Regions from separate parts of the Homo sapiens genome. Here region 1 is linked to region 2. A link is a contact called in ENCODE Hi-C or POLR2A ChIA-PET data. All regions are on one chromosome and are shown on one strand. Each heading gives the region's core, a stretch centred on a gene start or an enhancer-like site at or near the end of the contact. The rest is flanking DNA. Distances are from core to core; before and after follow the strand shown.

The links. Hi-C counts contacts between places; a loop is a spot of excess contacts on that map. ChIA-PET counts read pairs that join two places held with the same protein, here RNA polymerase II (POLR2A). Pooled maps may share reads with other maps.
Region 1: a pooled map shows a loop between it and region 2 (3-fold over the local background). The contact joins two enhancer-like sites. A Hi-C loop is called at or near these places in 12 of 50 pooled maps. POLR2A ChIA-PET finds 5 or more read pairs at or near these places in 2 of 52 experiments (MCF 10A and activated T-cell).

What each region holds. Positions count from the first base shown.
Region 1 is chr15:59,917,777-59,922,032 of GRCh38, reverse strand. No RefSeq gene overlaps it. Among named protein-coding and RNA genes, the nearest start is that of FOXB1, 84 kb to the left of the region's middle. RefSeq lists enhancers at 2,188-2,297, 2,358-2,407. Within about 2 kb of position 2,177, at least 2 of the 41 ENCODE cell types and tissues checked have a DNase peak (open chromatin) inside an H3K27ac peak, as active enhancers do.
Region 2 is chr15:59,800,781-59,805,223 of GRCh38, reverse strand. No RefSeq gene overlaps it. Among named protein-coding and RNA genes, the nearest start is that of BNIP2, 110 kb to the right of the region's middle. RefSeq lists a silencer at 1,292-1,341 and an enhancer at 1,074-1,602. Within about 2 kb of position 1,322, at least 3 of the 41 ENCODE cell types and tissues checked have a DNase peak (open chromatin) inside an H3K27ac peak, as active enhancers do.

The DNA of each region.
Region 1 (4,256 bases), core at 928-3,427, 120 kb before region 2:
ATTCTCAGGGCTTTGTGAGTGGCAGGGTGCCCTTCTTGCCACCTCCATCTGCCTCAGCCCTCTTCTGTGTTGACAGGTTCCCCCAAAGGTTAGCAAAGATGACCTCCAGCAGCCCAAGACTTCTGCTCAGGAATCTAGCAAAAAGAGCATCTCTTCCCCCAATAATTCTAGAAATGGTGCCAATCTCATTCATAAACCCTGAGTTGTGCTCAATCTTTAAGCAATGGCTGTGGGCAGGGGGAAGGAATTCTTTCACTGGTAAGGCCTAGATCACATGCTCACTTCTGGAAGGAGGAAAGGTCGGTCGTATCTAATCCAGGTGGACTGAAAACAGAAGTGGATCTCCAAAAGAATAATGTTACAAAATGGGGGTATTGGCGGTAGTGAAGGAATTCCAGACAGGCAAAAAACCCAGGAGCACTCATATCACTTCTCCATCATTCCTCTTCCTAGGGCAGAGGTTTTTAAACTTTGGTATACATAGGAATCCCCTACAAAATTTATGGAAAATACCAATTTCAGTGCCTTACCCTACTTCTAAGATTCTGATTCCATATTCTGAGATATTGCCTGGAAATCAGTCCTTTCTGCAAGCACCAGATACAGGTGGTCCAAGTATCATATTTTCAGGAATAAGGGCAATAAGAAAAACACATTTCTAGCCATTCTCAATCTTTGCTGCATGTCAAAATAAACATTTTTTTTTTTCTTGAGACGGCTCACTGTCGCCCAGGCTGGAGTGCAGTGGCATGATCTCTGCTCACTGCAGGCTTCGCCCCCTGGGTTCACGCCATTCTCCTGCCTCAGCCTCCCAAGTAGCTGGGACTACAGGCGCCCGCCACCTCGCCCAGCTAATTTTTTGTATTTTTAGTAGAGACGGGGTTTCACCCTGTTAGCCAGGATGGTCTCAATCTCCTGACCTCGTGATCCGCCTGCCTCGGCCTCCCAAAGTGCTGGGATTACAGGCGTGAGCCACCGCGCCTGGCGAATAAACATTTTTTTTTTTTTTCCAAATCAGATGCCTGAGCACTACCTGGCAATCTTTCAAAGCAACATTTGCAAGGGTAAGGCTGGCAAAGTAGATGTGGATCCACAGGTATTTCTAACGGGCCCTAAAGCAGCGATTCTTGACATTTACTATGTATATGAATGAGCTGGGATCTTCTTAAAATGTAGATTCCGATTCAGCAGTTTTATGGTAAGGCCTGAGATTCTGCATTTCTAGCAAGCTCTGAGGCAATACCACTGGTGCTAGTGCATGGACCATGCTTTGAGCAGCAAGATACTACAGGCTGAGGGCCACCCTGTGTATTCGATTTGCACATTTCAAGGTGTGTCTGAACGGGCCAACCAGCCTGCCAGGGTGCATAAAAAGACCTGTTTCTAATAGGATTTATTCATAGTGATATTTCTCACTTTCTTCCAAGATGTGTAGAGCTTATTTTACTTTATTTTATTTTTATTTTTCCTAGAAACAGGGTTTTTCCATGTTGGCCAGGCTGGTCTCCAACTCATGACCTCAAGTGATCCGCCTGCCTCGGCCTCTCAAAATGCTGGGATTACTGGCATGAGCCACTGCACCCAGCCTAGAGCTCATTTTAAAGTAGTTCAAAGTGAACACAGTCCAGCCTCTAAAAGCTGGAGTACGCATGTGTACATTTTTTATTTAACTAACACTTTGGTGCTCCAGGTCTCACCTAGACTCTGGAAAGACAAAGAAAAGTGAGACAGGATCTCTTATGGAGCTCACAGTGGGGGTGAACCATCATCCTGGTTCGCTCAGAACTGCAAGTGTGACTTTAGCAGTCACACTTTATCAGGGAAGAAAGACATGTAGGCCAATTAACTATATACAATTAGTGAGGGCAGAGGAGGAGTGATATGGCTTGGATATTTGTCCCCTCCAAATCTCATGTTGAAATGTAATCCCCAGTGTTGGAGGTGGGGCTTAGTGGGAAGTGTTTGGGTCATGGGGAGGCAGCCCCCCACAAATGTCTTTGTGCTGTCCTCGAGATAATGAGTGATCTGTCATGAGATCTGGCTGTTTAAAAGTGTGTGACACCTCCTCCTTCTCTCTCTCTCTCTTCTTTCTCTCTCTTTCTACACCTCAGGTGATTCACCCACCTCAGCCTCCCAGAGTGCTGGGATTATAGGCATGAGCCACTGTGCCCAGCCCTGACTTACATTTTTAAAACTCCACTCTGGCTGCTGTGTTGAGAAGCAACTGTGTGGTAGGGGAAGGGCATGAGGAGGAAGACTGGTTATGAGGCTGTTACAAGAGAGGATGGGAGCTCAGACAAGGCTGGATGCAGGGGAGTGGGTTTCTCTCTGTGGGTTTCCCCAGTCCCTGGAGAGTCGAGGCCCTTTCAACCTCTGGAGAACTGACTTTTCCAACTACTTGGGTGATCTGGGCAGATTTATCACCCTCCCAAGGCTTCATTTTCATCATCTGTAAAATGCAGACAGTCATATCTGCCTTTTCTGACTCATGAGGTTCTTGTGAGAATTGAATGAGATCACCGCTGTGGAAAGCATAGAGCAAAGCAGGAAAGAAAACAGGTATGAGTCAAAAGCCACCAGCGAGACCTCTAATCTGGCAATACCAAAAGAGAAATGCTGCTGTCTCGTCATTGGCTCAGACCATTCATGAAAGGGTGCTGCCGAATTTAAAGGTTAAACCCTAAATCATAGATTGAGAGGAGACATTGATGATTATTTGGTCAAGATCCACATCTCTCAGATAAAAGGAAACTGAGATGCAGAAATGAAGGTTGCTTTCCCGAGACAATGCAGTGAGAGGTGGAGCCACGCTAGAGTCTCAGTTCCTGGTCTTCCTCTGCCATGCGGCCCATCTCAAAGTCCTGTCAAATGTCTCAGTCTCAAAAACTAACCAAAGCACAATTAAGATAAAAGGAAAAAGAAAGCTGGGTGCTGTGGCTCACGCCTGTAATCCCAACACTTTGGGAGGCTGAGGCGGGAGGATCGCTTGAGCCCAGGATTTCAAAACCAGTCTGGGTAATGTAGTAAGACCCCATTTCTACTTTAAAAAAATTAAAATAAATACATAAATTACAAAAAAAGAAGGAAAAGGAAAAGAAGGCGCTCAGTTATGAGGTGTACAACAGCTTTGTAGCTTGCAGGTGCATAATAGAATTTGATCTTCCCAATGACTCCTGGAGTTTTCAAATACTCCCATTTTACAAATAAGGAAACAGAGATTTGGGAAGATCAGCCAAATGATCCCACATTACACAGCCAGCAAGTGGCTAGGAAAAGATTCCAGCTCATATCTCTGGCTTTCCCCTGCATTTAATGAAAACCTTTGGAGAGAGCTGAAATTGGCTTAATTTCAGAGAGTATTATCTCTATTGTTCTAATTATTCTCCCTGAGTCCTACAGGAGAGGATTGGAAAGAATGTTTTTTATTTGTGAGTGTAGTCTAGTGCTTATTAGAATTTCTGAGCTTTCACACTGGAAGTTTCAACAGGCTTACTGTGATGCTTTTGAAGTGCTGAGTGTAAATTTAAGTCTCAAAAACATTCTCAAGCCAAGTGCACTGATATATTTTTAGATAATAGCAGGAAAAGTTATGTAAGTGGATGCTTTACAGAGGGACACACACTGAGGGTCACATGCTGCAGTTTTCTGAACTGTAAAAGCAAAGAGAGAATGTATGAGATGAGGAAGGGACCCGATTTTGGTGCAGAGACCAGAGGCAAAACTGCTGTTGAAAAAGCAAACCTCAAAGACCCATCCTTGCTGTTCATCTGGGATATACGCTATGTCCTTTGGTTTTAACTTCTAAGTGATGTATTCATTTGAATCAAGAGAGCTACAGGAAGGTTTTAAAAAGCAGAACGGTTGTGCTAGAACACAGAACACAGGGGAAGGAACCCTGAGTTTGAAATGTCCGTGTATTCTTGGGGCCTAAACATGGCTAACATAGGCTTTGAATCTGCCCAATGAATGCAGGTTCCCTCCCCGTGCGCTTTCCCTTGACAGCAGACACAGAGGCCCGGGAGCTGTTGGCTTACCAACCCCTAGTCCGTTGGTCAGATATTGGGGGTCCTCAGGCCATGAGCCTGTGGGGTGAGTCCCCAGGGCCCTCCATGACCCTGAGAGCTATAATCCCCTCTGACCCCATGCTGTGACTGTGTTGTCACTACTGAACTTTATCCTGTTTCTGATTTGAACCCTAATCCCAGAAAGACTGAAGTCCCATCATGAATGCAGCTTAATCCTTGCCAAACCCGTCC
Region 2 (4,443 bases), core at 73-2,572:
GATATGAAATTCTGGGTTGAAAATTCTTTTCTTTAAGAATGTTGAATATTGGCCCCCAATCTCTTCTGGCTTGTAGAGTTTCTGCTGAGAGATCAGCTGTTAGTCTGATGGGCTTCCCTTTGTGGGTCACCTGACCTTTCTCTCTGGCTGCCCTTAACATTTTTTCCTTCGTTTCAACTTTGGTGAATCTGACAATTATGTGTCTTAGACTTGCTCTTCTTGGGGAGTATCTTTGTGGCGTTCTCTGTATTTCCTGAATTTGAATGTTGGCCTGCCTTGCTAGATTGGGGAAGTTCTCCTGGATAATATCCTGCAGAGTGTTTTCCAACTTGGTTCCATTCTCCCCGTCACTTTCAGGTATGCCAATCAGACGTAGATTTGGTCTTTTCACATAGTCCCATATTTCTTGGAGGCTTTGTTCATTTCTTTTTATTCTTTTTTCTCTAAACTTCTCTTCTCGCTTCATTTCATTCATTTCATCTTTCATCACTGATACCCTTCCTTCCAGTTGATCGAATCGGCTACTGAGGCTTGTGCATTTGTCACGTAGTTCTCATGCCTTGGTTTTCAGCTCCATCAGGTCCTTTAAGGACTTCTCTGCATTAGTTATTCTAGTTTGCCATTCGTCTAATTTTTTTTCAAGGTTTTTAACTTCTTTGCCATGGGTTCGAGCTTCCTCCTTTAGCTCGGAGTAGTTTGATCATCTGAAGCCTTCTTTTCTCAACTCGTCAAAGTCATTCTCTGTCCAGCTTTGTTCCATTGCTGGTGAGGAGCTGTGTTCCTTTGGAGGAGGAGAGGCGCTCTGATTTTGAGTTTCTAGTTTTTCTGCTCTGTTTTTTCCCCATCTTTGTGGCTTTATCTACCTTTGGTCTTTGATGATGGTGACGTACAGATGGGGTTTTGGTGTGGATGTCCTTTGTTTGTTAGTTTTCCTTCTAACAGTCAGGACCCTCAGCTGCAGGTCTGTCGGAGTTTGCTGGAGGTCCACTCCAGACCCTGTTTACCTGGGTATCAGCAGCGGAGGCTGCAGAACAGTGAATATTGGTGAACAGCAAATGTTGCTGCCTGATCGTTCCTCTGGAAGTTTTGTCTCAGAGGAGTACCCAGCTGTGTGAGGTGTCAGTCTGCCCCTACTGGGGGGTGCTTCCCAGTTAGGCTACTCGGGGGTCAGGGACCCACTTGAAGAGGCTGTCTACCCGTTCTCAGATCTCCAGCTGTGTGCGGGAGAACCACTACTCTCTTCAAAGCTGTCAGTCAGGGACATTTAAGTCTGCAGAGATTTCTGCTGCCTTTTGTTTCACTATGCCCTGCCCCCAGAGGTGGAGTCCATAGAGCCAGGCAGGCCTCCTTGAGCTGCGGTGGACTCCACCCAGTTCAAGCTTCCTGACTGCTTTGTTTACCTACGCAAGCCTGAGCAATGGTGGGCACCCCTCCCCCAGCCTCGCTGCCGCCTTGCAGTTTGATCTCAGACTGCTGTGCTAGCAATGAGTGAGGCTCCGTGGGCGTAGGACCCTCCGAGTGAGGCATGGGATATAATCTGCAGCTGTGCCGTTTGCTAAGACCGTGAGAAAAGCTCAATATTAGGGTGGGAGTGACCCGATTTTCCAGGTGCCATCTATCACCCCTTTCTTTGACTAGGAAAGGGAATTCCCTGACCCCTTGCACTTCCCGGATGAGGCAATGCCTCACCCTGCTTTGGCTCATGCTCGGTGCACTGCAGCCACTGTCCTGCACCCTCTATCCAACACTCCCCAGTGAGATGAATACGGTACCTAAGTTGGAAATGCAGAAATCACCCGTCTTCTGCGCGTCGCTCACGCTTGAATGAGAACTGACGAGGGTTTGGAAATTATCCTCTTTCCTTCCCAGCTCCTCCCTAATTTCTAAATGCCAGCTTTTAAAGTGATTTTGGAAACATATTCAATTCTAATGCAGAGATTCAGCCTAATCTTTGAGTACAGTGCTGAATAAACCACCCTCACAGTGCATGTTTTCACTTCATTTCTTCTTGCGGCTTTCCTGAATAAACTAGCTTAAGCAATATCTTTACTCAAGTCCTATGTTCATTCAGTCCCTGATAGTTTAAAAGAATTAGCTTACTTCTTAGCAAAATTGTACTGATATCTGCAAAATTTTATTTAGTTCTGGTATAATTACTCAATGGGTAGGTTTGAGTTGTGGATACGGGTGTGAATAGACCATGACCTTCACTTTCCAGGAGCTCACTTGTCCAGCAAAATTACCAAGCCTGCCACTTATGTAATTTTAATATTCTAATAGTCATATTTTAAAAAGCAAAAAGAAACAAGTGAAATGAATTTTTACAATATATTTTGTTTAATCCAATGTATCCAAAGTATGTAATTGATATAAAAATTACTAAAGAGAGGTTTTTACATTCTTCATTCCTTGTTCTAAGTCTTCAATATCCAGCACATTGAACACATCTCAATTTGGATTAGTACATTCTTTCTTTCTTTCTTTCTTTCTTTTTTTTGAGACAGTCTCACTCTGCCACCCAGGCTGGAGTGCAGTGATGCAATCTCAGCTCACTGCAACCTCCACCTCCTGGGTTCAAGCAATTCTCCTGCCTCACCCTCCCAAGTAGCTAGGACTACAGGCATGCACCATCATGCCCAGCTAGTTTTTGTATTTTTAGTTTCACCATTTTGGCCAGGCTGGTCTCAAACTCCTGGCCTCAAGTGATCCGCCCAGCTCAGCCTCCCAAAGTGCTGGGATTACAGGTGTGAGCCACCATGCCCAGCCTTGGATTAGTACATTTCAAGAGCTCAATAAATCACATGTGGCTAATGGCTACTGTGTTGAACAGTACAGATCTGGGGCAGTGGTCTCCAAAGTGTGGTGCCCCTTATAGCTCATTGGAGCTTGAGAAGAAAATATATTTTTTGGGATCAGGTTAAATTTATAGGCTAACTGGGAGATAATTGACATCTTTATGATGGTAAATCTAAGACTATAACATGTCTTTCAATTTGTTTAAATATCCTTTTTGTGTCTTTGAGGTTTGTATCTTATATGTATTTTACAAATTTTGAAAGCTAATGTCTAAGTATCTTACATTTTTATTGCTATTGTAAATAAGATTTTTCTTCCTTTATTTGCTAACTGGTTGATATTTATATATACAGAAGCAACTAATTTCTGAATAGTCATACTGAATTCAGTTTTAATGGCTTTTCCATTTATCTTCTTAGGTTTTTCAAGTATCATATCAACTGCAAATGTGATGATTTTATGTTTTCCTTTTTAGATGGTTTCTTAGCAGGATGGCTGTGACTCAGGATCTCTCATAAAATTTAAGTCAATCTATTGGCTGAGGCTGCTGTCATCTGAAGGCTTGACTGGGCTGGAGGATCTACTTCCAAGAAGGTGCACTCCCATGGCTATTAGCTGGAGGCCTGCATTCCTCAAAGGCTCTTGGCTAGAGGCCTCAGTTAATTCCTGACCATACGGGCCTCTCCACAGGGCTACCTGAGTATCCTCAAGACATGGCAACTGGCCTTCCCCAGAGACAGTGATTCAAAAATGAGAAAGAGAGGCTAAGATGGAAGGCACAATACTTTTTTATAAATTAGCCTTTAACATCTTTCAGAGGTGGAACTTAATTCCTCTCCCTTTATGTGTGGGCTGGATTTAGTGAGTTGATTCTCATAGACAGAATAAAACAAAGCACAAGTGTTTATTTTTTTTCTTGTACTTCCTGTAGTTTTACCTTTGTGAATATTGATATTGTGTTATTCAGTGCTTCTATCTGCACTGTTAATTGCACTTTTTAACAAAATTGAAAGCCCATTTTGACTTATTTAATGCTTTGTCCTGTATTCAACCTTGTCTGATATTAAAATGACTAACTTGTTTTCTTTTTGTTTGCATTGTCTGGTATATTTCACTCATCCATTTGTTTTCAAACTTTCTGAATTGCTTGCTTTAGGGGTGTTTCTTATGTACAGCATAAACTTTAGATTTTCTTTGTGATGTATTCTAAAAGTTATTTTCTTTCAATGGGTGAGGTTAGTCCATGTATGGTAACTGATATGACAAGTTTTGTATTGCTTCTGTCATACAATTTTATATTGTGTTTTTCTATTTTATAGTTTTATAAAATTTTTAACATATGCTCTACTTCACACATTTTATTTTTCATGATAAATAGGAAGTTTTACATTTTTATAAATATTTACCCTTAAATTGTAAGTTTGCCTGATAATGAATCTTGGATTTATTTAGGCAACATGTATTACTTATTCCAAGAATAAAGAAATGTCTATGTATATATTTTCTCCTATTCTTTTTTCTACCATCCAATTTCTTGTTTTTAAAATAGAGATGGGGTCTCACTCCATCACCCAGGCTGGAGTGCAGTGGTATGATCATAGCTTATTGCAGCCTCGACCTCCTGGGCTCAAGTGATCCTCCTGCCTT